Regions from separate parts of the Homo sapiens genome. Here region 2 is linked to region 1. A link is an interaction called in ENCODE POLR2A ChIA-PET data of the cell type or tissue named here. Cell type or tissue: HepG2. All regions are shown on one strand.

What was found. ChIA-PET counts read pairs that join two places held together with the same protein. Peaks named below come from ENCODE experiments on the same cell type or tissue, not always from the same donor. Only the 100,000 strongest peaks of a DNase experiment are listed, where the experiment ranks them.
Region 2: POLR2A ChIA-PET joins it to region 1 with 5 read pairs; 3 of 35 experiments call an interaction of 5 or more read pairs at or near these places.

Annotation. Positions count from the first base shown.
Region 1 is chr5:35,192,307-35,197,306 of GRCh38, forward strand. The region is part of intron 1 of PRLR (prolactin receptor); the gene reads right to left. Among named protein-coding and RNA genes, the nearest start is that of PRLR, 36 kb to the right of the region's middle. In HepG2, no CTCF peak of the experiment used is centred here; a DNase peak (open chromatin) is centred at 2,995; H3K4me3 peaks cover 1,331 bases.
Region 2 is chr5:35,131,575-35,136,574 of GRCh38, forward strand. The region is part of intron 1 of PRLR (prolactin receptor); the gene reads right to left. Among named protein-coding and RNA genes, the nearest start is that of AGXT2, 86 kb to the left of the region's middle. In HepG2, a CTCF peak has its summit at 3,876; DNase peaks (open chromatin) are centred at 2,897 and 3,887; H3K4me3 peaks cover 919 bases.

The sequences.
Region 1 (5,000 bases):
TGGAAATTCAGGGCTCCTTGTGAATGAGCTAGTGCCATCCTCAGCTCTGTGCCCTCCTCTCTCCCCCACCTCTTAATTCTCTAAGGACTCCAGCATATTTAAATGTGCTCCAATGTCTATGGCTGAAAAGTACCCACCAGTGTGGGTAGAAAGAAAGCGTGTAGGGTAAGATAAAAGGAGCTAAGCCTAAAAAGGGTTCTGGAAAGTCAGGGAGAAAAAGTGTGAATGGGAGGATTTGGGAGGTGTGAGAGTCACATTCCCAGACAGAGGAACACAGTCCAGAGCTTTCTCTTCTCTTTCTCTCCACTACTACCAAATGCTGGATGTTGCCCTGAATATTCAGGACCAGTCCCTTCCATGTAGCACAAATGAACAAGAAAATAAGATGGGAATTCTGTTTTGGTTAGCTGCCAAATAGCAGATGCCCCAAGAAAACAGATTCTTGTGAGACACAGATGCTGTATCTTTCACATAGAAAGTTTTGGATACGGAAAGCTTAATGGTAGGAATTCTGCTTTTATTTGGGGTCCTCTGTGTGGAAGAACTGCCCTGAAGACATCCAGGTACAGCAGAAGCAGCCAGATGCTGCTGCATTAGGAAAGGCCAGCTGTCCCCAAGACTGATGCTGTGCTGAGATCTGAGTGTGGTTTTTTCCTGCTTGCATTTGCAGTTACATGGAACTCGCTGGGCCACTTCTTGTGGTTTGAAGAGTCTGAGCCTGGCACATTAGGAGCAACAGAGTCACCATGGGGCCCTTCTCCCTGTGGACATATCCTTCTTCTTCAGAGATGCCATTTAGGAGACTTCGAAGTGGCAAGGCAGCTATTCCTTGCCCAACCACTGCCCCCATCTCTACCATCTGTGTCTGTGTATAGTGACCCTCAACTCCCGTAGTTATGCAACAGCAGTGGGGACAAGGAGCAAAATATATGTCTCTAGATAAGCCCCACACTGAAAAATAGCCTTTGAGCAAAGCAGCCCCCAAGTTCTTTCCCTTAGGTAAGAAATTCTCAAGAGCTCTCTACCCTTGTACTGACTGTGTAACTCATGTGAGCACAAACACGGGTAAGATATGAACAGATCCAAAGCAAAGCACTCTATCATCTTACTGGGTTCATTCTCTGTCTTCATTTCATCCAGAGAAAGTAAAATGGACACCATGCCTTGGGAGGACTTGATTTTAAGCAGTGATGTTGCACCAAGACACAGGTCTGGCTGATAAGCTCTCTTGCTTGGAGGGCACCACTGAGCTAGGAAATTCTGACTGGCAGGTTCCTATTGGTCCTGCAATCTTTAGGTGAATTGTCAGACCCTCTGAGAGCTACCCCCTACCACCCAGATTGCTGTACCCCTTAGGCTGGGTTCTCACATCAGTGCATGGGAGCTACTGCTATTGTTGCACAGATGTTCTCTCCGAACATCTGGAGGGCACAGCTGCCGCATCATCCTCTCACAGCTATTTCTTAGCACCCAAATCACCCTGCTTGCTCTTCTTGTCCCATAGAGGTCATATGGGCTAATTCTGATGCCTTGTGATTGGGTTGAAAGACGAGTGCATGGAGAGCTGGATTCTTACTCTGAGGCAAGAATGCCTTTTTTTAAACTGGCATGTTAGATTGGCATGCATCTCCTTTGGTTTTTCTGCTTCCCTGCAGCACGGCTCTGGTTCTGTCCACGGAGCATCTCCCAAGCCAGGCAGAGATGGTGGCAAAGTGGTGAATTCCTGGCTCAGGAGGTGTGTGTCAGGCAAGCTTGATGCTGCCCCGTGGCATGGAGGGTTCAAATAAGCAACCAGCTCACAACTGCCCGAGATGACTGGCTCAGGGGCTGCTAGGCCATTTGTCTTCTGGTGTCTGGGAGAACTTGCTTTTTTAGAAGAGACTTTGAAGGTTTCATTGGTGTAATAAATATTTATTAGATGCCTACAAAGTGCTGGGCTCTCAGGATGAAGCTGACATGGTTCCTGCCCTCATGACCTCATGACACTCTGTCTATAAAATCAGGAAAGGCCTGGTGCAGGTCAGTGAGGGGCTGCCTCTCTCACTGAGCGTTGGTTACAAGGCCCTGCCTTACCCCAGGTTAGGCCTCTGTGCCTATCTCTCTAGCTTGTTTTTCCACTTCTCCAAAACCTTCCTGCTCTTGCTTCTATCTTGTCCTGTGTTCCTTGCAGTTTTCCCTTCATCCACCCTTTCCATTGCTTCTGCCTTCTATCTTGCTGGAAAGTCTGCCCAAATGGATAAACAGACTACAGTACATCCATACAATGGAGTATCACTCAGTGCTAAAACGGAGAGAAGCTACCAAGCCCTGGAAAAACATGGAGGAAGCTTAAAAGCATATTGCTAAGTGAAAGAAGCAGTCAGAAAAGACTACATTCTGCATGATTCTGACTACATGACATTTCAGAAAAGACACAAGTATAGAGACAGTAAAAAGATCAGCAGTTGTCAGAGATTTGCAGGAAGGAAGGGAGGGTGATTTTTAGGGAAGTGAAACTATTCTGTATGATACTGTAATGATAGATACAGGTCATTATACATTTGTTAAAACTCATAGAACCATACGACCCAAAAAGTAAACCCTAATGTAAACTCTGGACTTGTTAGTTAATAATGATATATCAACATCGGTTCATCATGATAAACATACCACACGAACATAAGATGTTATTAATAGAAGAAACTCTGTGGGGGAAAACGGGTATGTGGGAACTGTCTGTACTTTCTGTTCAATTTTTCTGTAAGCCTAAGACTGCTGCAAAAAATGAAGTTTGTTAAAAAAATCATCTCAACTCACCCTGATGTCACCCTGGCACAGGCTGTGGCAGCTCTTCAGAGTTCCCTGTCTGGCCTCTCTCTGCCTTCCAGTGCGATCTAGAGATGTTCTCAGCTCCATGCCAAAGCAGCCTCCTTGTCTCCCAGTTCACTCCAAGGACTGGTCTGTCATGTGACCGGGCCAGCGTGTTATTGAGCCGCCCTCCTGATCTTCGATCCCATGCCTGAACAACACTGTCTCCCTGGAATTCCTACGGTCTCAAATGAGCCTCGGTGTTGGCCTTTTAAGTTAATACGCTGTCTCCATGCTCATCTCTTATTCAACATGGCCCTGCCCATAAGACCATTTTTACCACCACTGATGCCCCAAACACACCCCACCCCTGCCATTCCCAATCACAGATGAGAAAGATTGAAAGGAGAGAATCAGAACTGACAGCAAAAAGAGGAAGGGGACCTGAGTATCTCACCTGTCGCCTTTGGGCAGCTGGACACCTCACCCACGCTTCAGGCTGGAGCCTTCCTCATCTTTATTAGGTGTCTTAGAGGCAAGTGCCGGAGGTAAATCCTCCTCTGCATTTCCTACACTGACAAGGAGAATGCTGTGGCTCTACGCAGTCATCCTTTTACAACCTGGTGAAAGGTACAGCCTACTGTTAATAATTGATCTGCATATTAAAGTACAGAGTATTTTTGTAGGCAAGGCAATTCCTTGCTGGAAAATGCAAGGATACATTTTGTTTCAGTTGGTTCCAGGGGCTGGAGCTTCGGGTCAGGTGACAACTTGCTCACATGTGTCTATTGGGTTTGGCTGGGAGTAGAAGGGACAGAGAGAGGGCCTCAGTCTTTAACAGGCTCTAAGCAAAAAAATGAAAACGATTTTGAATAAAAATATGAATTCTCAAGTTTCCAGGCAAAGCAGTCCATCAACTCTTATGAAATATCGGCTCTCCCTAAATAAAATAAAATAAAATAAAATAAAATAAAATAAAATAAAATAAAATAAAATAAAATAAAATAAAATAAAATAAAGAGAAATATTGGCAATGATAAAGGCCAGGAGAATGGTTCATTCTGAAACTGTGTTTAGCAGTCCTGTACTAAACCTGCACTCCATGAAAGGCCAAGCTGGCAAGTTTGGACTCAATCCTATAGGCTGTGAAAAGGCAGGGAGGTGACACTAGGCTTTCCAGGCAAGGAGGTGACAAATGTATATGGTAAGGTAAAAGGACAGGGAGTGAAGAGGGAAAATAACACAAAGAAAAAGCAAAGGGAATAAAAAATAGTCCTATTTTATGAAAGGTTCTCATGCATGCACTGTCAGCCTGCTCAGAATCTGGCATCAATAGAGAAGGGTGTGTTTTGGGATCCATAAGGCCAACTAAGACTCTTAAAGGAATTCTCCAAAGCCTGACTCCATCAGCCAGGGGATTAGGAGGAAAACAAACATAGGGCAGGGGACAGGTTTGGACCTTCAATGAGCACAAGCAGGACAAGAAAGTTAGCTAGTAGGAACTGCCTCCTTGGGAAGATTGCTCCTGCAGGAATCCCCCTCCTCTGTCTCCCAGGCTGCTACATGAACATTGCCATGGGCAGGACACTCCAGTGTGTTTGCAAACTGGGCTAGGTGAAGGCTAATCAAGACCTTCCCCGAAGGAATCGTTCTCAGGAGTGTCTTAATCAGTTCAGGCTGCTATAATAAAGTGCTTTAGACGGAGTGGCTTATAAACCACATAACTTAATTTCTCACAGTTCTGGAGGCTGGAAGTCTGAGATCAGGTTGCCAGCATGGTCAGGTTCTGGTTAGGGCTCTTTTCTGGACTGCACACTGCTGACTTCCTGTTGTAACCTCACATGGTGGAAAAAGGTGAGAGAGCTCTCTGGGACCCTTTTGTAAGCGCACTAATCTCATTCATGAAGCCTCCCAAAGGCTCCATTATATTGGGGGTTAGGATTTCAACATATGAATTTTGAGGGGAACACAATATTCAGTCATTTCAGGGTAGAGAGGTGTAGGTTCTTGGAAACCACTTTCTCCTGTCCCCAACTTTTTTATTTTATTTTAATTCTATTTTATTTTTAAATCCAAAGTTTAATCCAATTTGCCGAGGACCTTAGCTATGATGTGGAATCAAAAGTCACAAGTGGGAGAATGGGAAAGTGAGGCCAGATCCACCCGTGTGTTTGGCTATAGGATTTCGGGGAGGTCACAGGCTCATTGGGAGT
Region 2 (5,000 bases), 61 kb before region 1:
AAAGGATGCTGATCCCCTGTATGGCCCACATTCCCTGGGACGGGCTGGGGTTCAGATGTTCCTCATAGATAAGGAATGAATCTCTGGGATGGCCACTTCCAATTCCTTAGCTTGGAACTCTGAACATATATTTGGGTGCATCTGCCACACAGGGTCATTCTCAGGGTAGGCTCAAGTGAAGTTATCACAGTCAGGAGCACCTACCATACAAGCATCCCTGACCCCTCCAGTGAGAAAGTTGCTCATGTCCTGTGAAAAGCCAGTGATAGTGCTCTGAGTTCACTGCTATGATGTCTTGTTATTCTTTCTTTAAAGGAGAGCTCTGACCACTAGAAAGAGTTTTAAGAATGAATAAGGAGATACAGGACAGACACAGAAACCCTGGAGGACAAATGGTGCCAAAAGGATACTTATACCTTTGGCATTTCCCCAGCAGGAGGGGAAGGAGGAGTAGAGGGAGGTAGTCATAGTACCTCACCCTTCAATCCTCACTCTGGCTTTGATGTTGTCATTAGCATGTATCCCCAGAAAAGTCACTTATCTCTCTCAGGGTTTCTATTTTATTCAGGGGTAATTGATTTCCACTTACCAACCTATCCAAAACACATGGAGGAGAAAAAGGGAAATAAATTAAACCTTCATGTTCTAGGTCTTTAGGAAAAGCATTTTGTGGTCTCTAAAGTCTCTAGTCTCTTGGTTCTGTGTACAGAACACTCAATACCATCAACATCTGCATACTCTAGGCTCCTGACCCCTCTTTCTAGAACACAGGCACTATATTCAGAAACCTTTCCAGCCCAAAGGAAATCTTGTGAAATCTGGATATATATTATTTTATTTAAAAAAATCCCAGACATCATGTTATTTTACTCCTACCTATTTCAGTATATATCTCTAGCAATTATGACCATATTCTTATGTAACCCGTGTTCTTTTCACATCCAACAGAATTACTAATTTCTTGGTATCAAATATGGATATGTTTATATTTTTTGCAATTCAAAATAGGAAACACATTAGTCCTATTCAAAATAGGAAACACATTGGTGAATTACTCTAAATTGTTGAAGTTGAAGGGACCTCAGGGAAACAATTTCTGTTAGTACCTAAATTTCTCAAGGCAGAAGGCTACATGTCCTATTGTTAAATATCATAGGACATTCGTATGCAATGAGGGACTTTGGGGATTATCCAGCTCAACTTCTCATTTGATAGATGAGGATGCTGACACCCTGTGATGGCTAATTTTGTGTCAACTTGACTGGGTTAAGGGATGCCCAGATAGCTGATAAAATATTATTTCTGATGTGTCTCTGAGGGTGCTTCTGGGAGAAACACCCAGTACACTTGGTATTGAATCCATAGACTGAGTAAAGAATGTCCACCCTCACCAATGTGGGTGGGCTTTATCTAATCTACTGTGGGCCTGAATAGAACAAAAACATGGAAGGGGTGAAAATTTTCCTTCCTTGAGCTGGGACATCCCTCTATTCCTGCCCTTGGACTTCAGACCCCTGGTTCTTAGGGCTTTAGACTCTCAGACTTATACCAGGCCTCTCTCTTGTTCTCAGGCTTTGGCCGTGGAGTGGGAGCTACACTATCAGATCTCCTGGTTCTCAGGCCTTCAGAATAAGACTGAATTACACCACTGGCTTTCCTGGGGCTCCAGCTTGCAGACGGCACATAATAGGACTTCTTGCCTCCATAATCGTGTGAGCCAATTTCCATAATAAATCTCCTCTCATGTATACCTATATATATCCCATTGGTTCTGCTTCTCTGGGGAATGTTGACTAACACAGGCCCTGAAAAGCCATGTAACACCTGGTGAGTCAGAGACCAAAGCAGAATTGTAACCCACCCATTTCTGACTCCCATTCCACAGCAAACTGATTCTTTAGGAATGGAGATGCCATAGACTTTCTTAGCAGCCAAATTTGTTATTTAATTCCAAAGTTATTGTCTCTGGCTCACTATACTCCCAATTAACTGCACTTTAAGCTCACTTCCTCCATGGAAATAGAGACCAACTAGCTTGAATGTTCTTCCTTCTAACCTGTCATAGTTTTGAAGACCATCAATAAGTTGTGTTTCAGGCTTTTCCCATCAGATTAAGCAGTTTTCAATCTGATCCCTTCCTCACAGCATGTTTTCTCTCCTTAAAGACTGTAAACAAACAAATGAAGAACCTGTGGGCTACCAAAAATACATCTGTTGGGAGCAAAAAAATGTCACAGTCTCATTTTTGCCAAGTGGTCATGAGAATGTGCTGGCAAAACAGACCACACTCAGAAACAGGCCCTACTGACCTACTATAGCCTAGTCTTTTCAACCATGTTTATTAAAAAATGAACAACAAATGGAAAACCAAACATTGTATGCTCTCACTCATAAGTGGGAGCTAAACGATGAGGATGCAAAGGCATAAGAATGATACAATGGACTCTGGGGACTTGGGGAAAGGTTGGGAAGGGGGTGAGGGATAAAAGACTACAAATTGGGTTTAATGTATACTGCTCGGGTGATGGGTGCACCAAAATCTCACAAATCACCACTAAAGAACTTAGGTAACCAAACACCATCTGTTCCCCAAAAACCTATGAAAATAAAAAAAATAAACAACAAACAACAAAACCCTTCACATATAAAGAGGAAAAGAAATCAGGAAGCTGAGATTGGGACTTGGGTGAGCTCTTGAAAGATTTACTGAGCAGCTGAGATGTTGCTTGAGTGGCTTGATGGCTCCTCTTTCCTTGGATTATCACAGCAAGATCTGGCGCTGTGAAGATCATATTGCTTTCTGGTCACTCTGGTGAATAAGGGCGGGGAGTGGGGGAGGGGGTTGGTGGGCAGTAAATAAGTCCGGATATCTCCAGGGTCCAAAGTTGTGTTTGGATAAATTTAAACACCAAGTTACAAAGTTGAAGATTAAACTAACAACCACTCATCAGTGGATAAAAACATTGCTTGACTACACGATGCCAAAATGCTGGTCTGTTGTTTTGACTGAAGTAAGCAACTACCCGGCTGGTTGCCTTCTGGCATGAAATTAGAGCACAACCTCAATGAACTGGGATTTAATTTAATTAACTGAAAAATAAAAGGTGTCTTTTGTTACATTCTACTGGTGGAAAAGTAAAGTGGCAAGAAAGCAAGCAAGGATCAGGGCTTTATTAAAATCACCTCCTAGACAGTGAGTCTCCAGTGATGCACATTGGAATCATCTGAGAAACTTTAAAAACTACGGCTGTTTGGCTCCCATCCCTAGATGTTCTGATTTAATGGCGTGGGGTGCCGCCTGAGGGTTAAAATTCTAATGTGGAGCAAAGTTTGAGAACCACTGCTCTAGATATTTCCTGGTGCTGGTGTAACGCAGCCCAGTCATCTAAGCCATCTATAACATTGGACTGAGGAACATGTTTTTTTTCCCCTTTTAAATCTACTGACTGAAAGTAGAACAATCCATTCAAGGCTACATAAATAAAAATGTAATTTAATGTCATTTAGAGATTTGTGTTTTTTTTTTTTCTTAGAGAGTTCTATCCTGTTGCTTTTGAAATGAAGACTTAGGAAACAAATACTTCTTTATCATTCAGTCCGAAAAAGAAAATAATTCTGTCCTAGGGAAATCAGCTAAGGAAAAGGCATGAGGAAGGGAAAAAGAGACAGAGAAGGAATGCAGAGAGAACCAGGGCACAAGACACAAACCAGATCTCTCAGACCTGCCTCCTGTCCTGCTTCTCGACTTCCCCAGCACACGCATGTCCCACTGTCTTGTCCTCGCGGCCTCTCCACTCAGCGTGTACGCGTTGGCTTCTGGTGAGAGAGGAGGGGAGAAAAGGCAGCCAGAGGGAGACACAGCTGCCTCACCTTTGCTGAGCTGTTGGGTTTTATTGATCTGTTTTGTGTCTGCACTTCGGCCTGTTCTGTCCTGATTATGTCCACTGCTTTGAGTCCTGACCCTTATTTCTGGTCCCTGAGTTATTTTTTCCTCGTGGTTCTGCAAAACCTCCTCTTAGGCTTCTGAGGGTCTACATGTGTTTGCCACACCCTGGAGTTTCAGATTGACTCCAGTATCTTCCTGTCTTTCCAGGTGCTTTGTGGCTTCTCTAGCCAGAACCTAACCCTAGGGTTTTCTGACCATCTTTGTTAGACGCGGCAATCACGATGCCTGCCTCAGCCAGTGCCCGTCCTGAGGGAGCCTGCCTTGGGCAGCCATGTTTTGTTCTGGGTGACATTGACTCCCTACTGGCCTTCCTCATCCCATGGGGGACCTGACCAGAACCCAGGGCAGCTGTGGTGTGGGAAGGCCAGGGGCCTATGAGGTTGTCTGGTGGGAAAAGCTTTGTCCGAATAGGGGAGAGCAGGATAATCAGATTCCTTACCTTCGGAATTCGAACTGGGAAATATGGCCACGATAAGAAAGCAGCAATGTGAGAAGCAGCTGAGAAGTTATGAAGTAGAAAAACGGCAGTGTGGCAAAGAGAAGTGATGAATGAGCAGAAAATGTGAGGTAGGGAAATCATACGCAGAATGAACATAGAATACAACCTTTGAGAATTTGATGAAAGCTCCCTTCCCCAACAGGCAGAATAAATACATACACAATAACAGAATTGTGCAAGTTTGTGGACTCTCTGAGGCCCATGTATGAACCCATATAAGGTTCAAAAAAGCCAATTGAATTTCTTAGGTACAAGGTAAAGCCTTAGTTGGTGAAGGAAAAAGAGACGAGCAGCTTGGGAGGACAATCTCTAGAAGAGGCTTCCTCAGCCTCAGCACTGTGGACATTTTGGACTGGATAATATTTTGTCATAGGGGCTGTCCTGTGTACTGTAGGGTGCCTAGCAGCATCCATGGAGTCTACTCACCAGATGCCAGTAGCAACTCCCCAGTCATGACAATAAAAAGTGTCTCCAGACATTGCCAAATTCCCCTGGGAGGCAAAATTGCCCAGGAGAGAATCACTGCCCTAGAAGTTGACTGAGTCATGCATGGGA